2 separate regions of the Homo sapiens genome follow, and region 2 is linked to region 1. A link is a loop called in an ENCODE intact Hi-C map of the cell type or tissue named here. Cell type or tissue: heart right ventricle. All regions are shown on one strand.

Region 1 (8,000 bases):
TTTTTTTTTTTTTCTTTTTGAGATGAAATCTTATTCTATTGTCCAGGCTGGAGTGCAATGGCACGATCTCAACTCACTGCAACCTCCGCCTCCCAGGTTCAAGTGATTCTCCCACCTCAGCCTCTCGAGTAGCTGGGATTACAGGGGCCCGCCACCATGCCCAGCTAATTTTACTTTTTTTGAGATGGAGTCTCGCTCTGTCGCCCAGCCTGGAGTGCAGTGGCACGATCTCGGCTCACTGCAAGCTCCGCCTCCCGGGTTCATGCGATTCTCCTGCCTCAGCCTCCTGAGTAGCTGGGATTACAGGCGCCTGCTAATTTTTTGTATTTTTAGTAGAGACAGGGTTTCACCAAGTTGGCCAGGCTGGTCTCGAACTCCTGAGTACGCCCAGCTAATTTTTGTAGTTTTAGTAGAGACAGGGTTTCACCATGTTGGCCAGGCTGATCTCCAACTCCTGACCTCAAGTGATCCACCCGCCTCAGCTTCCCAAAGTGCTGGGATTACAAGCATGAGCCACTGTGCCCAGCCCCAACTGTGTTTTGGATCCGACTCCCTCTTGCCTCTTCAGGAAACATAAACCGTCACCTTTCCCTTCTCTCTCACACACACAGCCTCTTCCTCTTGTCCCCTTTCATCCCAACTCCTATCCTAGTTAACATGCTCAGACTGCTCCCCTCTCTGCAAGCCCTCCTCCAACCCCACATCTCCCTAGGTACTGTCTCTCCCCAGCTTCCATGGTGCTGCCTCCCACTCACTTTTCCGTCCACTCTGCTGCATCTTCTTTGCCCTGTTATCCCACCAGGACGCCCACGCTAAGGCCACCTAAGTCTGCCATATTGCAAAATCCAACTCATGTTGGATCCACCTCTCTCACTAGGCCCCTCGGCAGGCTTGACGGAGTTCACCGCATCTCTTCCACAGCCCTCTCTTCCTTTGACTTTCCTGGCAGCACATATGCCTGGTTTTCCTCCTCCAGGGCTGCCTCCCTTTCATGCTTGCCCTTCTCCCCCCCCTCATTAAAGCTGGCGTTCTTCCAGCTGCACTTGGGCCTTCTCTCCTCTTACTTCGCTATCTCCCTTGGTAATCTCCCCCAATTCAATGATCTGTCTTCTCGGGGGGAAATGACTCCCAAATATATATCTCTAGTCCCCACATCTTCTTTGAGCTTCTGACGTGTCTATCCAACCGCCCACCCCACATCTCAGATTGCTCAAAAGCACTTCAAACTTAATGGTGTCTAAGATCAAAGCCATGATATTCCCTCCCAAATCCAGTTGTCTTCCAGGAAATGATGCTTTCATCTACCCACACGTGCAAGCTGGAAATCCAGTCACCACTGTCACCGCCCACTCCCCTGACCCCATTACCTAATCAATCCATCACCAAGTGCTCTTACTTTTAATTCTCTCCCAAATCTTGCTACTTCTTTCCCTAGTCCAAGTCACCATCATCTTAGACTGGCACAGGGGTCACAAATGTGGGTTTTCAGCCTGCCTGAGAGCTGGCCGGTGGTAATGAATTCTAGGGAGAGACGACCTTTTCCCTCCTGTGCAGGACAAAGGTCAGAACACACTGGTCTCTTCACTCTCCCCTCCTACATGACAGGTTCATTTCTCACTGGCCCTTACATTGAGAGTGCAGTGCTTTAGGGTTTACATTTTGCGTGGCCAACTCCTGTTGGACTTTTCACTGGGGATGGGGGAAGCCCTGCCTTTACCTCTGGCCTCCTGAGTCCCACAAGCTGTCAAACAGGGGCTCACTGTCATAGGGGTCTGACCCACACCTGCACACACACATCTGGCTCTGGTGCTTGTTCACCTCCATGAACACTGCTTTCACTCTGGGGAACTCAACAAATGCCAGCTCAGAGATGCATTTTTTTATTTCAAGTTTATGTTTTTATTTTTCAACGAGTTCAGCCTGTGCTTTCCTTCTGTTGTTTTCAGAGGCAAAGCACCCGTTCTGCCACAGCACCAGGGCAGGGGGTGCAGAGACTGCACTGCAGGTAACACCATTCTTACTTCAGAGCTCCTGCTCTGCGCCACAGTCCTCACAATGACCTCCACCTTTCCTGGTGGCCCAGAGCACACACAGCTCACACCACCCGACGGTCTTTCAGGAGAACACAGCTCTCCTAGACAATCTAACAAGGAGTGTATGTATGCTGGCTTCAACTCTTCAGAGTGGCCATCACTTATTAAACTGCAGCTAACAACTCATTAGCAGGTCATGAGACCAGTTTAGTGAATCGTGGACAGCATTAAAAAAAAAATAGAAGCAAACTGAAAGTATAAGAGTGGACCACAGAGTAAGGGTTGATTGAACTTTTATTTTGGATAGATGGATGAATGAATGGATGATGGACAGATGGATGGATGGATGATGGATGAATGGATGGATGATGGATGAATGGATGAATGAATAAATGATGGAGGAATCGATGGATAGATGGCTGAATGAATGGATGGATGAACAGATGATGGAAGGATGGATAGGTGTAGATGGATAAGTGAGTAGGTAGGTAGGTAGATGGATGTACTAGATAATAATTCATAATGGTAAATACATTTTTACTGTGAGTCACAGCCCAAAAATGTTTAATGTAAATTGCACTGCATATAGTTATGGTTAGTCCCTGAGGACGAGGGTGATGTCTTCTTTCTCTCCTATTCTCTCACTGAACTTAAAAGCAAGCTTGGCTCACAGGAGGCTCTCAGTAAACACTGAGAGGCATTATATTAACTGAGTTTCTGGAGATGATGAGGAAATCATTGGAAAACTGGAGCCTGAGAGGGCAGCGTGGACTCCTTCTCTTGGAACTGAAGCCTGTGGGTCCCAGCAAGCTCTGTCCCTGGACCATGCCAGGATTCAGTGAAATATGGTTTTGCTTGGTGCATTGCCTCAGAAGGAGCCAATGAAGGTGAGGGAAGGTGCCAGGTATGACTTCCTGTTAGGGTCTCCCTCTGCCCTCATTCTGCCCACTTTACACCCCCATGGCGTCAGGCCTGGCCCTCCGGTACCTGCTCCACAGCGGGTCAACAGGCCTAAAGCACCTCATTTATTGTCTGATCAGAAAGCTGCCCTAGCTCCACAGAGCCTAAAGGACATGTCTCGATTCCTAAGCTCAGCATTCAAGGCCCCCACAACCTTCCCAATCCCCTGACTGGCATCACCCCCATGAGCCCCTCCACGAAAGACTATGCTTGGGCCTTGCCTACTTAGTCCCTGTCCCCCGAAGACCTTTTAGCTAAATCCCCTCCTCCATGGTGTCCAGAGACTTGCCCCAGGATGGCCTTCCCAGCCTCCACCACACGCCACACTGGAAAATGGTCTTAGGTGAAAAGCACATTCAGGGATATCGGAGGGGACTTGAGCCCTGGATGCATCTGCTCACTGCCCCAACCACCCAGCAGCCAGAGTACCAAGGGGACTGGTGACCCTGAGCCACCTTGTGGGAAGGTCAGCCCTAGAGGGGTCCTGACCAACCAAGACTCTCTTCAAGCCCCCATTTTCAGCCCACAGGTCCCAGGTTCACCAATCCCCCACTCCCCAGCCCTGACAGCTCTGCCCCTCCCTGGTACCTAACACAGCTGCCTGGCCTTATCTCCTCCAGTCTTTGACTCCCCTGTCTGCCCCACCCCTGCCTCATCGCGGTACCCGGCACGCGGCTGTCAGCACACCCAATAAGTAGGTGCAGACGGATTGATGGACAAGGAGATGCCAGAGCCCAGCTGGGAATGAGGCTCTGTCTGGCTTCCATCTCCCATCCACGCAGGGCACTTGGTGACAGTGTGCGGAGAGTGGGGGGACAGGTTGAGGTCAGGGAGAGGCAGCGTCTGGGGTCCAGCCACCGAGCCCTGCAGGACACCTACCCCCTGGAAGTAGCACATTGTTGTCCTCCTTCCAAGCCCGCTCCTGCCAGGACACAGCCTGAGAACATCGCAGACACGTGATCTGGCCAGACGGGGCCCCCACCACTTGTCTCTGATGCCCCATTATGAGGTCTATTTGAGCTTCCTAGGCCTGGGGCGGTATCTCACCACTAAAATTTATGCAAATGAAATAATGAGCAATTTGGGGAAAGGAATGAAATGCTGCGCAATGATCCAAACCACCCCAGACACCCGCCCAGGGGGTTTTCAAGTTGAGCAATCATTCTGAAGACAACTTAAAAGTCACTCACTGGAAAAAAGACACGCCGGGGATTCTTGCAAACCAGCAGGCCCTGTGGCTTCAGAGGCCCGCTCTCACCTCATGGTGGGACAGGGAAGGCTGGGCTGGGGAGGGAGGTGGAGCACATCTGGTTGCCCACTGCACTTCAGGACTGGACCAGCGGGATTTTGATAGAGCCCGCCCTGAGCTCACTGCAGGCACGTGGGCCCTGGCCTGGCCATCCCGAAACATCCACCTCATTCCTGAAATCAGGCACAGGGAAAACACCAAGTCCAGCCGGGAAGGCCGGAAATGCCGGAAGTACCCAAGATGCCCGTCAACAGTTTTATTTTTTTTTTTTTGAGATGGAGTCTTGCTCTGTCACCTAGACTGGAGTGCAGTGGCGCGATCTCGGCTCACTGAAACCTCCACCTCCCAGGTTCAAGCGATTCTCCTGCCTCAGCCTCCCAAGTAGCTGGGATTACAGGTGCCTGCCATCACACTCAGCTAATTTTTTGTATTTTTAGTAGAGACAGGGTTTCACCATGTTGGCCAGGCTGGTCTCGAACTCCTGACCTCAGGTGATCCACCCACCTTGGCCTCCCAAAGTGCTGGGATTACAGGCGTGAGCCATTGTGCCAGGCCGCCGGTCAACTCTTACAGGTAGAGACACATGCCCCCCTCCACGGATAGGGCACTCTGTGCTCTGTTCATTGGTTCATTCATTCACGCCACAATCTTCACTGAGTGTCCACCCCATGCCAGTTCTGTTCTAGGTACTGGGGACACCTCAGGAATCAAATATTCGCTCAGCAGACAGTCACTGCCCACCAGCTTCGCATCATTACTGGCATGGGGTGGGGGTGGGAATACAGAACAAACAGGAGACATGGTCGCTAGTCCCCGGGAGTTTGCAGCCTGGTAGGAGTGGGAGACGATGCATGAACAAAACTCAAATTCCAGGCACTGACAACATAGGATGAAATGCAGAGACTATTTCTAAGCCAGCCATCAGAGAGGTCTTCATGGAGGAGGGGTCATTTGAGCCAGGTCTTAAAGCATAGATAGGAGCAGGGTGTGTGGAGGAGGGGAGAAAATGAAATTCCAGGCCAAGAAAATGGCATAGGAAAAATTGAGAACACCACCAGGAATCCTGAGAGAGGAGTCAACTTCTGTATTTTTCTCAACAATCCACACACACCCCTTTTTGTGCGCTGAAGTGATGGGGGCTGACTGTCAAGGCCTTCCCTCTTTCTGCCACGAGGAAGGAGCTGGGCAGGAGTGAGGAAGGAAAGGTCTGAACAGGCTCCGACTGCGAAGAGCCTGAAATTGTGGCAGGAGGAGAGGTGAGGGCTTGACCTCTGGTCCTCTCCACAGTGTGTGTTCCCAGCTTGCAAGGCTAGGGCAGGGAGGAGGAATTCATAAAGACCAATTTCTTCAAAAAAATAATAAAAGGATGAAGCGCACACACACAGAGAAAGTATCATGTTACAATCTGATAAAGCTAGGAGCTGGCACACAGGCGTTTGTTACACTATGCTCTTTTTTCTTTTTTTTCTTTTTTTGTTTGTTTCTTTTTGAGACAGAGTCTTGCTCTGTTGCCCAGGCTGGAGTGCAGTGGTGCAATCTTGGCTCACTGCAGCCTCTGCCTCCCGGGTTCAAGCAATTCTCCTCCCTCAGCCTCCTGAGTAGCTAGGATTACAGGCGCATGCCACTATGCCTGGCTAATTTTTGTATTTGTTTTAGTAGAGACGGGGTTTCACCATGTTGGCCAGGCTGGTCTAGAACTCCTGACCTCAGGTGATCCACCTGCCTTGGCCTCCCAAAATGCTGGGATTACAGGCGTGAGCCACCACACTCAGCCACACTATACTCTTTTCTTAACAGTGTTATTATCGTCTACTCTGAACCACTTCAGAATAAAGTAAAGCTAGGCTCCGTTTGGTTTGGTTTTGTAAAGACTGAGGTGTGCAGGGCAGCATTTGCTCTGCTGCCCCTAGCTGCTGGCCTGTTGCTGGAGCATTTCCTGCCCACTCTTGTCAAGCTGTGACTCAGTTTCCCCTGAGTGGGGACTGACTCTAGGAAGATTCCAGAAAGCAGCCTGAGTCATCGCACCAGGGGGACACGAGGAAATGGGCTTAGAGCTTCCCAGGCGGGAGTGAGGAGGATGGGTGTCGAGTTTGAGTAGGCACGTGCACACATGTATGAGTGAGCGTGCGCACACAGACACGTTTGGGGTGGCAGTGTTCATGCTGCCCTCTGAGTATGGGCTGTGCTCAGTCGACATGTGTGAAGAGGAGCTCAGGGAGTGAATGGTGGACTCAGGGCTAGAACCCTGGTCTCCTAAATGCCCCTTCCAATGCCCTGGAATGCTGGAAGCCAGAACAGATTGCCAGGAAAGGGCTCTAAGGACAAGTGCCCCACCAGGCCTACTCCAGGGAGCCCTAGAACCTCAACCTGGAGATGAGACAACAGCTTAGAAGAAGTAAGAGTCCAGTCTCTACAGAAAAAGCAGAGGCTCCACACACCAGCTGAACCCAACAGTGCTGGGCCATCGTGACAATTCAAGGGGAAGCCAATGGGCTCCAAGAAGCGTGGATCTCAGCCAATCCTCTGCATTCAGAACTTAGGAGAGTCTCATGGTCAAGAGGACTAAGTGGTTGACCCCGACAGTGGCGAATGAACTATTGCTGGGAACAGGAGACAACCCGAGAATAGGGGGAAGGACGTCCAAAGGCTCAGAGGCCAGAGGAAGCCGTGCATGAGAACAACGTTAGTGTGGTCTGGTTGGCAGGATGGCTGCAGGGGAAGCAAGAGCCAGACACAGGTTCAGGACTGTGCAAAGAGGTGTTGGGTCTGGGGGACACATTCAGACCCAGGTGGCAGCTGCTCTCAGACACTTTCCAGCAGAACAGTGACCCTCCTGTAGCCAGTAAAGGGCAGCCCAGACAGGAGATGGGAAGAACTGGCAAGGTGAGCAAAGACAAAGGAATGGGGTAGAGAAGGGAGGATGGGCCGGGAGCATCAGGGGCTGGGGGACAATGTGCCTTACCGGGCCCTCGGTGTGGATGGGGACACCCGTGTCCAGGTACAGCACTCGGAGAATTTGGTCTGGGTATGGGGGTTGGAGGTGTCAGCTGCATGACAATGGGGGTGTCCATTCAGGAGGCAGCACCCCCTGGGTCTGGAACTCAGGGACAGGCCTCCCAAACAAGACTATTGAGTTCTGGAATAAGCTTTCTCACCTTTCTCAGGACCCAGAACCAAAAGCAGGGCAGGAGGAAGACGCTTTATTGAGAAGTCCTGGTAGGTTCATTTCCAGTCTGCAAATACCTAGAAAACAACAGCCATGGAAAGACCCCAGGCCTGAGGCTTAAACTCAGCGGGCTCTGTGATGCACTGACTGTCTCTGCATGTTCACTTCGCACCTAGAAGGGTCCCACAGGGCAATGAGCAGCCAGCATCTGGGCCCTGAACATTTGGAACCCCTGAAAGCTCAGGGCCGCCCAGAGCAGAAAGACTGTCTATTCTCATGGTTCTCTGCCCCGGCTGCATGTTAGACTTACTTGGAAAGCTTTTTAAAAAGTGTGGTCCCCACCCCAGAGACTCTGATTAATTAGTGTGGAGAGAGGCCCTGACGTGAGTAGTTCTGTTAAAGTTCCAGGTGATTCTAATATACAAGGACCATGCTCCCAATCTAGTCAATCCCTGATTTTCCAGTGAGGTCCAGAGAGAGGCAGCTGCAACCCCAGCCGGGCACAGAAACCGGAGGGAGTGCTCTGGGGGGAGAGAGGGTGAGCACCCAGTTATCACTAAGAGGGGTTGGCAAGAAATCAGTCATCTGGGGG
Region 2 (8,000 bases), 65 kb after region 1:
AGGCAGCAGCTGGGTCTACACTGGGCTTCCTAGAATAACTGCAGGGGAACCCGTCTAGCAAGAAGACACCTCTGACAGTGTGGAGCCAGGAGGCAGGGGCTGAGTCCTCAGGGACACCCCATCCTGGGTGGAGGCATGTGGTTGATAAAGTCACACAGGAGTTAAAAATAACTGACTGTCAAAATACCCTGGAAAGTCACTTAAATCAATAATTATGCAAAGTGTGTGGTTTTATGTATTCATGTTGAATTCTAATTGTTAGACATGCTGAAGGCTGAGAAACTGTGAGCTAATCTAAAGTAGGGAACCTAGGCCGGGCGCAATGGCTCATGCCTATAATCCCAGCACTTTGGGAGACTGAGGTGAGAAGATCACTTGAGCCCAGGAGTTCAAGTCCAGCCTGAGCAACATAGAGAGACCCCTATCTCCACAAAAAAATTTGAAAAATTCACTGAGCATGCTGGTGTGTGCCTGTGGTCCCAGCTACTCGGGATGCTGAGGTGGGAGGATTGCTTGACCCCAGGAGCTCACAGCTGTAGTGAGCTATGATTGCACCACTGCACTCCAGCCTGGATGACAGGGTGAGACCGTCTCTAACAAAAAAACTTAAAAATAGAAATAAAATAAAACAAATAGAGAACCTAAAGGGGACATGTCCAGGCATTCCCATCCCTCTGCCTTTAAGAAATTCCCAGCTGTGGTCAGTGTGCAGGCTGGTGTGGATGGAGGATGGAGGACTCTGCAGACCCTCCCCACCTGGGTGGATTCCACTGCACTTGGACATTGGGCCTCCCTCATGTTAACAAAGGTAGTGGCTGTCATGAGGCTTAAAGGGCACACAGTAGGGTTGTGCGTCTTCCACAGGGGTCAGGTTCTCAAATCAGCTCTCATGAGCACAGTCAGCTGAGGGACCATGGGGAATCACCTCCTCTCTCTGACCAGCAGTTTTTAAAAATGACCTCAAGGAGCCCCAGGATTCAGTGGCCTCACCTCAAGGGTGAACCTGGGGTTGAGGGGTGGGCCAGCCCATGGGGCCTCCCTAACGTCAACCCAGGCAACTCTGCTTTCTTCTGCTCTATCTCATTAGATTCCATGGAGGATTCTGTCAGCTAAATGAAAGTTTGCCAACCACTGACCCATTCCAGGCGGGGTATTTTCCCCCTGGGGAAACATGTCTTCCCCTCACTTCTGTCCTGCCTCTTCCCTGCAGCGCTGGGACTGGCACAAGGCCACACCTCCGGGGGCTGCAGAGCCACACACACATCCCTAGTCTGAGGCCATAGGACTGAAGTCCCTGAGGGTCTCAAAGCTTCCCCCTCCCAAAGAAGCTAGGAGGGGCAATGACGATGAGCTTGGAGAGGCTGACAGGCCGTCCCCTTTCATTCCTGTGACACACCAAGGCCAACTCATCCTAATACCAACCAGATGGGACTCTCATAGAGCCCCGTTTTATTTAAGTTTTTTTTATTTATTTTTTGTTTGTTTGTTTTGTTTTTGTTTTTGTTTGAGATGGAGTCTCCCTCTGTCACCCAGCTGGAGTGCAGTGGCGTGATCTTGGCTCACTACAACCTCCACCTTCCAGGTTCAAGCGATTCTCCTGCCTCAGCCTCCTGAGTAGCTGGGATTACAGGTGCCCACCGCCATGCCCAGCTAATTTTTTGTATTTTTACTAGAGACAGGGTTTCACCATGTTGGCCAGGCTAGTCTCGAACTCCTGGGCTCAAGTATTCCACCCGCCTCGGCCTCCCAAAGTGCTGGGATTACAGGCGTGAGCCACCGTGCCCAGCTGAACCCCATTTTATAGATGGAAGAACCGGGAGAGGAGGTCATTTGACCAAGACTATCCCATCTCTAAGTGGTGGGCCTGGGATTTGAACTCTGGTAGCCTGGCTCCAGAGACCCTGCTGTTACTCACTGTGCCTCTCAAAGAGACTTGGTAAACAAACCAACTAGGCCCGACCACAACATGTTGAGGCTGACTTTCTAACAAGCTAGCATATTCCACATCCACACTCACATGCACACATCCCGTTGGGTAAGACCCGTGTGTGTTGGGAAACGCAGAGTGAGGACGGCTCACTTATTCCAACAGTATTCCAATGGGCCCAACACATTCCTGAGACTTGCCTTTGAGAATTGCCCTTGGGGACTCCTGAATTTCCCAGATAGTGGCAGCTCCTCAGCCCCTGGACCTGCATAGGACTTTTGCATCCAGCCTCAACCCTTGGGTGTCAAATCTGGTGAACAGGCTCAGTGATCATGCCTAGGTGATGTTGTCTTTGGATAAAAACTGAGGCCGTAAAGTAACAAGACTGACTTCCCCACGGGGCTGGTAAAAGGGCCCTCCAGGCCAGTGGAAGAAGTGTTTCACCTCCCCAGGTGGCTCCTAAAGTGGACAGGAGAGTCATCTGGATCTGTCTACTTGGGCGTGTTGAGTGAAAAACAAAAATGTCAGCTCCATTCTTCACAGTCACGCCTCTGAAGCCAACAAGTCATGAACTTGGAGTTGTTTTTCCAGTGGTGCAGATGAATTTCCACTGATTTGCACACTCACTCACCCGCTCCATGGCTCTGCCTCACAAGGAATGACACACATTTTCGAGAAGGCTGGCCAGGTGAGGAGTTCAGCCCAAGGCCACGCGCAGAGAGACGCTCAGTGACCCTTGATGAGAATGAGTCACAGCACCAAGCTCCAACCAGAGCGGGCTGGCCGCGTCCCATCCCTAATTCCTCAGAAAAATGCAGTTGCTGAGCTTACACGCCGTCTTGCAGGAAGCCACCTCGCCCCTGTCAGGCTTCCCTCCCGCACTGGTTCGCGAGAGCCGGCACCACTGCCTTCTCTCAAATGGTCCCTCTGCTGCCTAACTGGTGCCCTCTTGGCGCCAAAAGACCAATCCCCTAAAGTCTTCACTCAACATAGCCACTGATTCCTGGGCCTCCCAGGCTGGTCACTGGCCCCAAACAAAGAGCTCAAGGTACCGGGACACCAGCAACAAGAATCGAGCATCTTCCAGATCCTGCTTCCACATGGTTTCCCACTCCTCTGATTCCCTTGAATGAAAAACGGTAGGAAACAGCCCAGGAAAACAGCCACAAAGAGGGAGTGCTGAACTCACTGCGCGAAAGAGGGCCAAGAATCCCCAACAGGCTGCCCATGACGAAGAGAATACCACATTCACTTTGTGTCATTTTCCGAGCCAGGCACCCACCAAGTGGGACCATGGATCTCCAAGTCTCTGGAACGCACAACCTGGATCAACAGGTGCAATTCCCATATTCTCTCTTCAAAAACTGACCTTGTAAGAGGGCAAATGTTTGCCCTGGAGGGAAGGAAGCAGAGGCTGAGCATTATTTGCTGGGGTCAAGTATACAGGAGACTCCTGCACTCGGCGGGAGGGCAGATGCTGGAGGATCTCTATGGTCCTCTCAACCTCTAAAATCAAATGAGTTCAGGAAGACCCAGCACAAGGAAAGACACAAACAAACATCCCTCCAGCTACCACTGAAGTTAGGCTTTGAAGACGGATTTCCATCCCAGGCTATTCTGGTGGCAAAGTTGCCCTGAAATTTGTGCCCTGACTCAATGAACTCCCAGGGTGGGAGGTGATGGAGAACTCTCGTGGGGACTTGTTTGATAAGTTCAGTTTCTTCCCAGATGACTCATGTTCAGGTTCAACTCTCTGAATCACCTTGCACCCACCTTCACCCGCGGCTTTGATTCCCACCTTCCACCCCCAAGTCTCGGCGCTCAGGAGACAGGTGTCTGGGGCCCAGGTGGGATACGCGACTCCTCCCAGCCACTGTTTGCAAATGCGGCCCCTGTGCATGGCTGCTTGGGCCTTGCCGGGCCTCCGCTGTGCAAAGTGAATCACAGCTGCCAGGCTGCTTTCAATATCCGCTCGTCCTCGCTGGCCTACCAGCCAGACGGTCCCCCCACCCCTTTCTCTTTGAAGAAAAGTGATTTAATTTCAGGAGACTTTGGGGTAATCATGTTATGATCTTCAACATTAACCAGAACCAACTCCCTGCTACAGGAGGGTGGGGAAGGAAAGAGGAAGAAAAAAGTAAACAGTCCCATTCCGGATTGCCAGAAATGAGAGGAAAAAGAAAATCACAGCAGCTGCTTTGCTGGTTCCCCGACTAGGAGAGGCCTCTGCCAGAAACGGGGCCTCCGTGCCAAGGTTTCTGGAAACAAGGAAGTTGGGCTTGGCAGGGCCTCCCTTTCTACAGGTTAATCAACTCAATTCTGGGGGGAGAGATATTGCTTTTCATTCTTTAGCCTATCTTCTCCTCCCGCTTATTCCCACCCCTGCCTCCCACTCACTTCCCATCACCGCTGCATTCCCCAACTTAGGTTACCCGACAGCCTCCTCTCCCAGAATGCAGGGGGCCTCCCTGCCTCCTCTCCGAGGCGGGCACGCAAAGCTACTCCGGAGACCAGGTCAAACAGCCACCTTCAATTTTCCTGAAGGGCTTCACCTCCACATCCCCGCCCACCTCTCAAAGCTTTTTGGGCAACAAAATGAGGTTTGATGAGAAGGCCGGGTTGAGAGAAGGCAAGAATAAGTTGGGGGGTAGGGGTAGAAGTGAGGCTTAAGAAAATAAGAATTCAAGCCCACAAAATCAGAATAGTGCATCTAAGGGTTAGCTGGAGCCAGGGAGGAATTCTCACGAACAATGGTCCTTCTTGGCAGACAGTCCACGGGTGTGGTGCCCGCTTGAAAAAAAAAAAAAAAAACAGCAAATAACCCAGGCTCCAGGGCCACCCGGGAGGGGGCTGGTGTGAAGCTGGAAAGCTGGGGCTAAGGACTCATGAAGACCCCCAGGAAATGATGGATCACGTGGAGAAAGTGCTCCCCTTGGGGTTCCTGCCCGAGAAGCATCTTGCCAGACCTCAGCTGTGCAAAGGGCAGAGATCCTACTCCCAGCCCCGGCTTCCCTCCCGACTCTCGGGGCTGCGTGTGTGCTCAGATCCCACAAAGGCATCTACAGCATCTCTCACCCCTCCCCAGGGATGTGGAAACTGCAGCATCTGCCAGGGGCTGTGAAATGTAGGGGCCACCATATAAGGCAACTTCTCACACCCCCATCACCTGGTCAGACCCCAGCCTCCATTCATACTGCAAGCTGGGACTCAGAGTGTCTTTAGGAATTCTGGAGGGAAAGAAACCCTGGGCATGACTTTGGAGACATATGTTTGCCATTTGAGTCACTTTCCAAGGTGTAGGGAAAACAATACAAGTGTCATCGGCCACCACTTGACAAGCTCATCACCCCCAGCCTCCATTTGATGCTGCTGGCGAAAGGGCATGCGGGCAGGGTCTCCCGCCCATGGGCAGGCAGGTGGGCATAACTTACCTGCAGCTGTAGGACTGGCCCCAGGGGTGGGTCTGAGCCAAGTCCTTTGGCTTCCACCAGGCATGACAGCCTAGGGCTTAGAAACTATAATTCATTTTAGTACATTTTTTGCAAACATTGTTTTATGGTTTTTTTTTTTAATTTTTAAACTTCATATTTTAAAAATGTCATTTAAGATAAAGGTCACACAGAGTAGAATGGAGGGATTACAGAGTCTAATTACTGAGAATGTGAAACGATATCATTGTATTAGAAAAGTGATCAAAACAGGCTTAGAGCAAGCTGTGGACCGTGTCAGGAGCTTAACACGGTGGTTCCAGAGGCTTCCCTTTAAATGCTTGAGAAACATGGAAGAAAATCACTCTGTCTGAGGTTATCAGTGTTCACACGATCCGTGTTACACCAAAAATAGATCTGTCCCCACAGAGAGCAGGCTCCCTCATGACCGCTGACAGAGGTGAAAAAGAGCTGGACTCTTCAGTGCTCCGGCCTCAGTGGTTTGTGGTTATTCTCTCAATCTGGAAAGTTCCAAGAAGTTGGAGGAAGTGAGGTCTGCGGGCAATGGGAAGAGCCATGGACCACAGAGAGGCTCTGTGGAAGCAACGTGGCGGACACGCAGCATGGGAATGGTCTGAAACAGTCCCCAAAAGTCTTGGGAAGACCGAACTATGGGTCCAGCCCCTACCAAATGATGACTTTGCTCCACAAAGCACATGTAGCTTAAAAGTGAGCTCCAGGACCGGGTGCGGTGGCTCATGCCTGTAATCCCAGCACTTTGGGAGGCGGAGGCGGGCAGATCACCTGAGGTCAGGAATTCGAGACCAGCCTGGCCAACATGGTGAAACCCCATCTCTACTAAAAATACAAAAATTAGCCTGGCATGGTGGCAGGTGCCTGTAATCCCAGCTACTCAGGAGGCTGAGGCAGGAGAATCATTTGAACCCGGGAGGCGGAGGTTGCAGTGAGCAGAGATCGCAACATTGCACTCCAGCCTGGCAGACAAGAATGAGACTTTGTCTCAAAAAAAATAAAAATGTGAGCTCCAAACCAGTGGCAGCTTAGATGAGTGGCAACAGCACCCGACAAGTAGGGCAGGAGACTAAGGTCCTAATTCCATCTTTTCATCACACTTCACTTTTCCAAAGTCTCGGGGGTTTAGGCTCAAAGAGCCATGACTGCTCTCAGTCACTTCTTGTTCCTCTATGACCTCTAAATAGTGAAGACAGTTTGGACAAGAGTAAAACAATTTCCTTTCTCGGGAGAAAGAAGCACGCATGACATTTTCTGAGTTGTCCTAACCAGTGGCTGAAGTGAGATCCACCCGGAAGGCTCATGGCTGACATTTACTGAGCACTTGCTTTGAACCAAACACTGTTCTAAGCCCCTGAATTAACTCATTTAACAACAATCACACGAAGAGGGCAATAATAATAGACAGAAAGAGAAACTGAGTCACAGTGCACCTAAGACATTTGCCCAAGGTCACAGAGTTGATATGTGGTAGAACTAGAGTTTGAACCCACTCAGTGTGGTACAGGGTCCAACCTCTTAGTCCACTAGTCTACACAACCTACGAAGAAGAAGGCGGGTATGTGCTCCAGCCAGGACCATCCCCAGCCACGTGCTGGGGAACATTACCAGACTAGCTCACCCTTTTCTCCCGAAGGCTACCCACTGGTATCTGGGTTACCCACCAAACTCTTCCCAGGAGGATGAGCCACAGGTGGTTCATTTGGCCTGTGCTGTGACACGGGGTCTTGGTACCCTCACCAAGTGGGCAAAGGTAGAATACATCAAGATCACAAATAGGAGATGAAACCTTTAAATGTGTTGTTAATGCGGGGTCAACCTCACTAGCCTTATCCTAAGGAGGAACTGGAAGCCCCTGCCACCTTGTCCTCAGGCACTTCACACTCCTTACTTTGAGGTGCTCCCACCTACTGGTCCTTCTGTCCCCAAATCCCAGTTGGTGACAAGAAGCAGAGTCCCAAGAAGCAGGCAGGGCGAGGCCTCCAAGGTGAAGACTCTGAGAAGTTTGAGGGAGAAAGCTGCTCAGAAAATTCAACCTCCTCTTGAAAAGGAAATAACCTCCTTGGCTTCATTATTTTGTTTTTAACGCAGTGAAAGTGATTAATCCATAGTCAAACCAAAATAGTTTATATACAGGTTCTGCTAAGGTTTCCTCATTACGAAATACGAAATGAGAAAATGTTCATTCTTCTGCTTTGAAATAACAAAAAGCCAATGAAGTGGAAATTAGACTGATTCTTAAAGAAGACCAAAAAGACATGTCCCTAGAACTTAATTTCCATTCTTTTTTTTTTAATTCCCATAGCTATAAACTAGTTGAATAGACCTTTAAAATGTTTTAATAGGAAAATTCCTAGGAGGGGAAGTGAGATCTCGGTGTCTAAAAGGTTCCAATTTAGCAGTTGGGAAAAGTGTTTTAGCAGCTTTTATCCCCACGGGATTGTGAAATTCATCAATACAGTGCTCCTGGTACTGAAGTCTTGATGAACGGTGGAGGAAGCCAGGCTAGGAGGCAAGAGGCTATTTGCAAGGATAGGAAAATTCAGCTCCATACTTTGAAGAGCAGATGAGCTGATTCCTGTACTCATGGAGGGGTGGATGCATGCTGAGTG

The links. A loop is a pair of places that touch in the nucleus more often than their neighbours do. Peaks named below come from ENCODE experiments on the same cell type or tissue, not always from the same donor. Only the 100,000 strongest peaks of a DNase experiment are listed, where the experiment ranks them.
Region 2: it touches region 1 in a loop (4-fold over the local background); 2 of 110 quality-filtered maps call a loop at or near these places.

What each region holds. Positions count from the first base shown.
Region 1 is chr17:9,134,308-9,142,307 of GRCh38, reverse strand. All of the region lies in intron 2 of NTN1 (netrin 1), which reads right to left. Among named protein-coding and RNA genes, the nearest start is that of NTN1, 120 kb to the right of the region's middle. RefSeq lists an enhancer at 3,338-4,046. In heart right ventricle, no CTCF peak of the experiment used is centred here; a DNase peak (open chromatin) is centred at 3,779.
Region 2 is chr17:9,068,987-9,076,986 of GRCh38, reverse strand. All of the region lies in intron 2 of NTN1 (netrin 1), which reads right to left. Among named protein-coding and RNA genes, the nearest start is that of NTN1, 51 kb to the right of the region's middle. In heart right ventricle, no CTCF peak of the experiment used is centred here; a DNase peak (open chromatin) is centred at 4,166; H3K27ac peaks cover 3,000 bases.